Linked DNA regions of Homo sapiens: region 2 is linked to region 1. The links are chromatin contacts, found by Hi-C or POLR2A ChIA-PET in ENCODE. All regions are on one chromosome and are shown on one strand. The core of a region is the stretch at or near the end of the contact, and the rest is flanking DNA. Distances in the headings are between cores, read along the strand shown.

What was found. Hi-C counts contacts between places; a loop is a spot of excess contacts on that map. ChIA-PET counts read pairs that join two places held with the same protein, here RNA polymerase II (POLR2A). Pooled maps may share reads with other maps.
Region 2: a map of PC-9 shows a loop between it and region 1 (2.2-fold over the local background). The contact joins two enhancer-like sites. A Hi-C loop is called at or near these places in 1 of 168 maps with a recorded cell type or tissue (PC-9), 5 of 37 single-sample maps with no recorded cell type and 5 of 50 pooled maps. POLR2A ChIA-PET finds 5 or more read pairs at or near these places in 1 of 52 experiments (GM12878).

Annotation. Positions count from the first base shown.
Region 1 is chr4:169,177,535-169,182,429 of GRCh38, reverse strand. All of the region lies in intron 2 of SH3RF1 (SH3 domain containing ring finger 1), which reads left to right. Among named protein-coding and RNA genes, the nearest start is that of SH3RF1, 91 kb to the left of the region's middle. Within about 2 kb of position 2,114, at least 3 of the 41 ENCODE cell types and tissues checked have a DNase peak (open chromatin) inside an H3K27ac peak, as active enhancers do.
Region 2 is chr4:169,222,423-169,226,866 of GRCh38, reverse strand. All of the region lies in intron 2 of SH3RF1 (SH3 domain containing ring finger 1), which reads left to right. Among named protein-coding and RNA genes, the nearest start is that of SH3RF1, 46 kb to the left of the region's middle. RefSeq lists an enhancer at 571-1,770. Within about 2 kb of position 1,291, at least 7 of the 41 ENCODE cell types and tissues checked have a DNase peak (open chromatin) inside an H3K27ac peak, as active enhancers do.

The DNA of each region.
Region 1 (4,895 bases), core at 865-3,364:
AAAAGAAAAAATATATTGGCATTCTTAATTATATATGTGCTGAAACACATGAATTGTATTACACTCTGTTATCATGCACAAGCAACTGCTCAGTGATTTTTGGGTCACCCTCCTTTGTGAGTGTATTTTACCTGATTCGCATATAAAAGTCAGCTATTTTTAGCAAATCAGTTGCAGTAATGTATTATCTTTTCATTTATAGAGTAAAACACAAATAACTTTAAAATTATTAATTTGATTGCATTGAATCAAGGATATGTGGTCTAAGTATGGCAACTGCATATTTGGATTTTCTGGAATAGTCCCCATTTCAAATATTCTATTCCATTCTTCCACTTAAGTCACAAAATCTCCATTTATTTCTGCAACAAAAATTGAGTGCCTACTATGTGCTGGGCATAGCTCCAGACCCTGAAGATACAGCAGTAAATAAAACAAATATGGTTTCTCTCTTCATTTCGGTGGGAGAGACAAATAAAAACTCAAAGAGGTGTCTAATAGAATATCATATGTTAGATGGATATGTGATGGACTGTAAGGACTATGAAGAGAAATAAAGCAGGATAAGGGGATTTACATAGTGGTGGGCACATAAATAACAGAACATTTTTGTCAGGCCAGTATCCACTCTTCTCTGGCATCATAATCTTAGAAGAGTTCCAAAGGAGTAAAGGAGATAATGGATTTTAACAATTGGGCAAGATAAGGAATTAAATTGACATGAATGTATTAATTATCCACATAAAGTAGATGAAGGAGTGTTGGGAGGATTTTTACACACTCAGGTATCATCATCATGATGCCTCAGATTTTGGGGACCTGAAAGATTTTATTAACCTTCAGGAGTGAGGACTTAAAAGGCTTTCCCAGGGCTGGCGCGGTGGCTCACGCCTGTAATCCTAGCACTTTGGGAGGCTGAGGCGGGTGGATCATGAGGTCAGGAGATCGAGACCATCCTGGCCAACATGGTGAAACCCCGTCTCTACAAAAAATACAAAAATTAGCTGGGTATGGTGGCATGAGCCTGTAGTCCCAGCTAGTCAGGAGGCTGAGGCAGGAGAATCGCTTGAACCTGGAAGGCGGAGGTTGCAGTGAATTGAGGTGGCACCACTGCACTCCAGCCTGGGCAACAGAGCAAGACTCTGTCTCAAAAAAAAAAAAAAAAAAAAAAAGGCTTTCCCAAGGTGAGTGTTGGCTAAAAGAATTTTGGGTATGAGACATCAGATTAGGAGGAATGAGAAGCTGAGGTACCAAATAAGGGAGGAGAAAAACAGGATAAATTACACAGAAAGGCTATTATTTTCAGCACGGCTCACTGTATAGTATGTCTAAGAACATTCGAATTTTATATGTGGTTTTTCTGTGTCTGGGTTAGGCTACATTTCAGATTTCATCTATTTTACTAAGAAAAGAATACAGCATCCTCTGGTCCCTAGAGCGAATTTGTGAGTAAAGAGAAAAGAAAGGGTTGCTGGCAGGTGAAACCCTTCAAACCCTTCGTCCGGCTAGTGCTGAGAATGCTAATAGGTGCTCAAGATTTCTAAGGATATTTAACAATATTTTCTTATTTGTTTATGTTAGAGTTAAAAAGCCTAAAGAATAAGTGTCTAAAAGTGGTGGGTTTACTTTTTTTGTTGTTTATATTGAAGTTTATGAAGTTGAAGAATAAGTGAGTTTGTTTCAAGTACACAGTAATCTGATATAAATATAATTTTTTTTAACGATTTCACAGTGTCTATGAAGTGCTTTTACTGAATATTATTTACTTAAGTAGGCAACAACCAAAGACCAAACCAATTAAATAAAAACAAAAAACAAGCGGGTAGGGGAACCCCAAGAACCCAAATGCTGGATAGGCCATACTCCCCTTGTTTACTCTGCGTTAGTCTGCATACTAAACGGCCATCTCTTTTCTTTCCGCACTTTTGCTTTGAAGACCAGCACAGATGTAGCTGGTGAGGGGCAATTCACTAGAGTAGTTAAAATTCCTCCGGTTGTGGCAGTGTGTTAAGCTACAGTGTTATTATTGTAACTGGCTAATTATGTAATGTCAACAATTCAATGAGGTGGAGGATCAGTATTTATACAAGCGGGACTTGGAACACGAGTCCTCAGACTCTCCGGTTTGGGTGCATTTTTCTGTACAGGTTTTCAGTTTAACTCTTCTTTTCTTTTCTATACCTCTTTATTCTTCGTGGGTAATCCCTTTTCAAGTTGGGACATACTGTATTAGAAATTGGAAAGGAAAGAATCAGTTAAAGCCTGGGTTGCGTTTTGCTGCATTTGTTTCTTTAGCCTTTGCTGTCACGCAGATGGTCTGGCTTTGGCTGTTCAGCACTGGAACTACAAGTTTTTTCTTTTGTTTCTGCTTACGTCCCCATGCAGTGGATGTGGCCAAAGTTTATGCAGGTTTCTTTAGCATTACATCTAAGATGTTTGATATATTCACACCTTCCTCCAAGAAAGCTTGTTGCAGAATGGAAATCTAAGGGATTTGCGTTCACACCATCCACCATGATTACCAAGGCTTCTGGTATGACTTAGTGGGTGGAATATGTCTTAGGAAAAAAAATACATAATTCTGACAAGATGCTTTTTGAAAAGTCCAACCAGCTGTTTCAAGTAGAGCACTGCAAAATTTATTCAAAGTAAATTTTGTTTCACTTGGAAGCAAATGTAGTTCAAAGAATGAGCTAAAATAAACAGTGAAATTGAACTTACTCAAAGTTTGCGCAGTGTTGTCTTTGCGTGGGGCTCTCAGGAGCCTTCTTTTCTGTTTTCAAGCTGTGCACCATTCTACTGAAGTTATCCGTATATAACCTGAAGAGAGTGGGAAGTTCTTCAGAGAGGTATGATACAAGGCTATGTCTGTTGCTGGTATTGGTTACTATGTCTGGTATTGAACCTCAGACTGGCCAAAGGATGAGAATTTTGGATATTGGTTCATATGGTTGTATTAGTTTTCTCTTGCTGCTGTAACAGATTACAACAAATTCAATGGCTTAAAACTACAAAGTAATTTTATTAACTTATACTTTTGTAGGTCAGAAGTCTAACACAGGTCTCCCTGGGCCAAAATCAAGGTGTAGGCAGGGCTATGTTACTTTTTGGTGGCTCTAAGGACAAAATGTTTCCTTATTTACATTTTTATGTAGAAGAAATATCCTTTGGCTTGTGGTCCTCTCCTTTTGTCTTCAAAGCCAGCAAAGTTGCATCTCTGTGACCATTCTCCCTTAGTCATGTTACCCTCTGACTCTCAACCCATCTGGGATAGTTCCCTGATTTAATTGCCCTTGTGATTACAGTAAGCCCACCTGGATAAGCCAGGATAATCTTTCCATCTGTAAAATCCCTTTTGCCATGTAAGGCAACAGATTCATGGGGTTCAGGGATTGGGGTGTGGTCTACTTTGGGGGCCATTATTATGCCTAGCACACATGGGTAGGGTCTACTATGCAATGTATTTTTCCCTGGACTTCCAGCATTTGGCAGGAGTTTTACATTTGTATTAAGCTATCAGTGAAAAATAAGTAACTTGATATTACCTAAAACTCTTCCATACTACAAAGTAATTTTCAAGAGTACAACCCATTTTGGGGGAGAGCAGTTTGTGTTGATCTGGATCTAATGGATTGTGCATCTAAGAATGGGAAAAGACTGAGACATTAGGGAATAGCAAAGAAACACAAATTTATTGCATACATGGTCTAGGCCTGATTGGACTGGTTTTACATTCAGGAGAGAAAGGCCTAAATCCCATAAATTTTGGCACCTCAGATCCCAGTTTATACCTCATCTAACCTGTTTTGGGGCAGTGCATTTGCATTTTCATCACCTTCAGACTCCTCTTGCCCCCACAGTATGTCAGAACCAAAGTACCTGTGTTCCAGAGCCCTGTCCACCCAGGTCTGGGCCCAAGTCTTGGCTTTGCTGCTAACCAGCTGTGTGACTTTTGGGCATTGAATGTACTTCCTCGTCCTGATGTGAGGAAGCTGGGCTAAATAATTCTTAAGGTTTTTTAGCCCCAAATCCCTGTGATTCTGTGCCTCAAAACATAACAATGCTTATTTTTTTAAATAAGCATAGTTGCTTATTTTTTTAAATAAGCATAGTTGCTTATTTTTTTAAATAAGCATAGTTGCTTATTTAAAAAAAAATTTTTTTTTTTTGTTTATTTGTTTACTTTTTTGAGACAGAGTCTCACTCTGTCTCCCAGGCTGGAGCATGCTGGCGCAATCTCGGCTCACTGCAAACTCCACCTCCTGGGTTCAAGCGATTCTTCTGCCTCAGCCTCTTGAGTAGTTGGGGTTACAGGTGCCCACCACCATGCCCAGCTAATTTTTGTATTTTTAGTAGAGACAGGGTTTCACCATGTTGGCCAGGCTCGTCTCAAACTCCTCACCCCAAACGATCCACTCACCTCAGACTTCCAAAGGCATGAGCCACCGTGCCCAACCAAAAAAAGTTCTTTTTTACTCTCAAGGATCTTGCCTGAGAGAACCAAGGCCTTTAACTATCACATATATGAGATGCATATATATGTGTATGTATAACGTGAGCATATATATATATATTATATACATACACATATGTAAGGTTTTCATTCAAATATAAGGAAACTATATCTGTTACCTACATATAAGATCTTTCCTCTATCTTTTAACCTCTAAACTTTATGGAAACTTGTTTACATATATGTAAGCAACTTGAAAGCATTATAGATATTTAAACACATTTGAATGGTTTATTTTAAATTAGTAGATCAGACAGTTAACACATAGTTGAAATGTGCCTAATTATAAAACTAACATCTAACATAGTTCTTTTAGACTAATTCTTTCAGTGATGTGGACATACAGAATTGATTACGAATGTTCTTTCATGTGTATTTAATA
Region 2 (4,444 bases), core at 42-2,541, 45 kb before region 1:
GCAGTTAGGTGACTGAGGTAGTACAATTTAGATTTAGAATTAGGTGACTAATGCTAGGCTAACACATTCAATTCATCATCCCAATCACAGTTATTATAAGACTTTAGCTTCACTGACAGTTTTGGCATACTGTGTAAAATAGATTTACAAAGATAGGTTTTATTATCTACAATAGTTTCCTATAAAATTGATGGTGCACTGTGGCCAATTTTTAAAAAAGCTACTGACCTAAAGTCATTTGCTGCTGTTGTGTGCCTTTCTGTATCTCCCTTTCTAGGGGGGTAAGGAATGGTTAAATGAGATTAGCATGGGCTTTGATGATCTCATTAATTACTTAGTTTATGTATTCTGATCTTTCTTGCTCTTTTTTTTTTTTCTTTAAATCAGGCTCCCTCAAATTTTTCTTCATTATAACATTCCATGTATTTTGCTTTTCACTGCTGTGGAATGGTAGTGTTATGGTGACCAGGAAAACCTTGATATGTAGACACGACAACTGTGATGAAAAGCAGAATGCTTTTGATTTATGAATTTGCAACTGAATTATAAATGTCAAGTGACTGTGAAAGACAAACCAAGTGGGAGTTTAAATTAATTTCAGAAACAAAATATACTCTTTTATCTATAGCGTGATTTGCATTGTCTGGGGGGTTCTTCATTCACTTACCAAAGGTACTTATCCACCTACCTCTTTCATTCATATTAAGTGCACTAAACAAAAGAGACAAACTATGAGTCACAACATTTGGTTGTTCTGATGTCACGACATTAAGTAGAATAATGGCATTAGTCAGAATATTGTTTCTCCTAGAAGTGGTTATCAGAAGTGTGTTGCTATATATATAATAGCTTTATTCATTGTCTCTTCTGTTGTGTTTAAGGGGGCTGTCAGCAACATGGCAGCCACTGCTTGATCATCTTCCCTTATCTGCCAGAGGAACAGGTGTCTCTTCCTCTTTCTAAGGGTAACATGTCTCTGCTCATCTCTTCTGTTTTCTTGTCGTTGGTGGGTCATATCATCCTGCAACTTCAATCTCTCCACTGGATTCTGCTCTTTAAGCTCTGCAAGTTAACTATTTTTACTTTTAAGACACACACACTCACCCAACCTACCCTCAACTCTGCTACTCCTTCAAGCTACCATCACTTTTATCACTTTCCTTTTATAACCAATCCTTGAAAAATAGTGTAGGCTCATCCACATTTCCTCAGACTGACTCACTTCCTTTAACATTGCAGTCACCTTTCTGTCTTGATGAAACTGCAGTCTTGACAGTCTCCAGACTCTCTTAGTCACTAAATCCATTGGCCTTTTACCCAGTTTACCCTCCTTTACATCTGTGCTTTTAACCCTCTTGCACACAGCATGATTCTTGAAATGACTTCCCTTCCTCATGTCCCTAGCGTTCTATCTAAGGTGTTTTGTGAGGTCTGCCTTTTCTCTGGTGGTGATCCTCTTTCCGTCTCGTGACTTTAGGGGTCACCATCTTGCTGATAACTCCCAAACAATTGCCTCCAGCCCTCACTTGTGCTGGAGCTCTGGTTCCACAAATCCAGCTGACTTTTCCTACCTGTGAAGTTGGCCAGCATTCAAACCTAATATGTCTGAAGCCGAAGCAGGTCATACTACCTTCCTTTTCAAATCCTCTTCTCCTTTCATGATGCTTTGCTTTGGTCATGTCCCTGTCATCCCTCTGTTGCCCAGGGTTAAATCTCAGGGTCAGCTGGTCATTAACTGGCACTAACCTTGTCTTGGTAATACCTTTTGAATTCATCAATGCAGAGCTTTGCTCTCTTTACTCCCAGGCATGTGGTAATTGGTCTCTCTCTGTCTGAGCTGGTCTCCCTCTTTTTAGTCTCTCTTCTTTCCCAACTGCTGTTGGATTACTCTGCTTAAAGTATAAAACCCTTGGGCACCCTGTTACAGAATGAGACTCGATGTCCCTTAGGCTGGCTTTCTAGGCCCCCAGGGAATCTGGCCCCAATTTTCCATTCCAGCCTCATGTTTGACTTCCCCTCTTCAATACTCTGCTCTAGCTAGGTGAAGCCACATTAGGCAAATCCTGATGGCTCAGTCTTCAAGATCTCCCTCATCTTATTACATCTGAGCACCTACCCAAGCCAAGCTGTCATAATCTCCTGCATTACTGCAGTAGTCTTGTTCCTGGTTACCCCTGCAGCTACTGTTATCCCCTGGAGCCAGTTTTCCATATAGTAGACAGAGACATTTTTTAAAGATAGAAATTAGAGGTCGGTGGTGGTGGTTCACGCCTGTAATCCCAGCACTTTGGGAGGCCGAGGCAGGCAGATCACCTGAGGTCAGGAGTTCGAGACCAGCCTGGCCAACATGGCAAAACCCCGTCTCTACTAAAAATACAAAAATTAGCCAGGCATGGTGGCGCGAGCCTGTAATCCCAGCTACTTGGGAGGCTAAGGCAGGAGAATCACTTGAACCCAGGAGGTGGAGGTTGCAGTGAGCCAAGATCGCACCATTGCACTCCAGCCTGGACCACAGAGCAAGACTCCATTTCAAAAAAAAAAAAAATAGGAAATTAGATCATGGCCTTCTAGAAATAGGCAATATGCCATTTCCTCTGTTTATAGCTCTCTACTGGCTTCTTCCTTACACTTAGAACAAAATCATATTTATGACCACAAGGCCATACAGGATCTGTCTCAGTGGTTCTCAGTGGGATGTACTGCCTGCTTCCTGTCCCTCATAGGAGTGTTTAGAAATTAGTGGAGCTTCTAAATTGTTACAAGGACAGTACTGTTGGCATTTAGTGCCACAAGGGCCATGATGCTAAATACAACAAGACCACAGTATTCTGCCCCAAATGTCAATGGTGCCTTTAAGGAGAAACATTCATTCTTACCTGTACTTATCTTTCCAGCAACATCTCTTACCTCTTTGATTCACGTATTTTCTTCCAGCTACACTGGCCTTCTAGCTGTTCTTAAATATGCCCAACTGTTCTGCCCCAGGGTTTTTGCCTGTGCTTTTTTGGCTCCCTTCCTTAGGATCACCTCTTCCACACTTGAATCCAGTCTCTGCTCACATATCACATTCTTATTGATTACCTATCTCCACCCACTGTGCTCTTACCCTGGTTTATTTTTATTTGCGCTTATCACAACCTGAAATTAACTTCTATAATTATTTGTTGATATGCTTGCCCATCACCCCATTAGAAAGTAAGCTCCTTTAGATATTTGAACATGGAAAGAAGGACATAATTTTTAAAAAAGAAAGTAAGCTCCAAGCAATCAGTGACTGTCTGTCTTATTCATGGTGTGTCGTGGTGTATCCCCCACATCTGGGACCATATGTTCAGTAAACATTCGTTGTCTGAATGAGTGAGCGGATGTCTCTTCCCTGCCTGCCTCATGCTCTGGTTTCCCTCTCTTTTCTTAACTATCCATAGTGTACTTTATTTGCATCTCTAATTCCTACCCATCCTTTTAGGGCCATTTTAGCCACCACCCCTTTCACATTGCCTTCTCTGATCTTGCCAGTGCCTCAGAACTCTCATAGAATGTGATGTGTATTTCTTATTATATGTGCTGCATTTTGTGGAGAGGTGTGGTGGCTTATATTTCTATCTTCCCTTCTGATCCATGCTTAGTGGCCATTGCATGTTACTATCCCTACATGTTGAGTGCAGCACCTTGCACTTGATGAGGGTCTGTTACCTGTCAATGGAATGAATAGATGTTCTTTTATATCTTCCTGGCAGAAAGGCCCCAGGAAGGTCCAGGGTCAGTGCCTTAAAGTGAGTCTGCGTGTTGGAGGACTGATGCCACTTGGGAAGGCAGAGGAAGTTGGAGGCAATGTCACATGTGTTTCCCGCCTTGTGAAGAGCTGCAGCTGGGCAAACCACGAGGGGTGCCACATGGTGCCTCATAAAAATCCATGCGAGGACAGGGGTGCTGTCCACACAGGCATTTATAGCCGCCCATTTGGCTTCATAGACAGCTGAGAACTTGCCATTTTAGAACTGAGTTTTCTTAGCTGAACTCATGTATTGGAAGTGTCGTTGGGAGCAGGAAGGAATAAACATGTTCCATTAAAGTTAAAGTGTCACAAAATAGAGAGTTGTTAACATAAGTTCTTTCTCAGTTTTAGTTGTAAAATGCATTTTAGAAGGTGAAAGATTAACAAGGGAAGCAATAAACTGACTGAAATTTGTCCTCAGATTACTATTCCACTTTTATTGAAGGAGACTTTGTTATTATTTTGTTACAGTATTTATCTTAACAATGTTATTAATTTGGAATGAAATTCTATTATCTTAAATTCCTCTTAGGAAGTTGTCAAAATATACAGAACAGTTAATGATTTATATATATATATAAATATGTATAAAAATATATATATAAAATACATATATATGTATTTTTTAGACCGAGTCTCAGCTCTGTCACCCAGGCTGGAGTGTAGTGG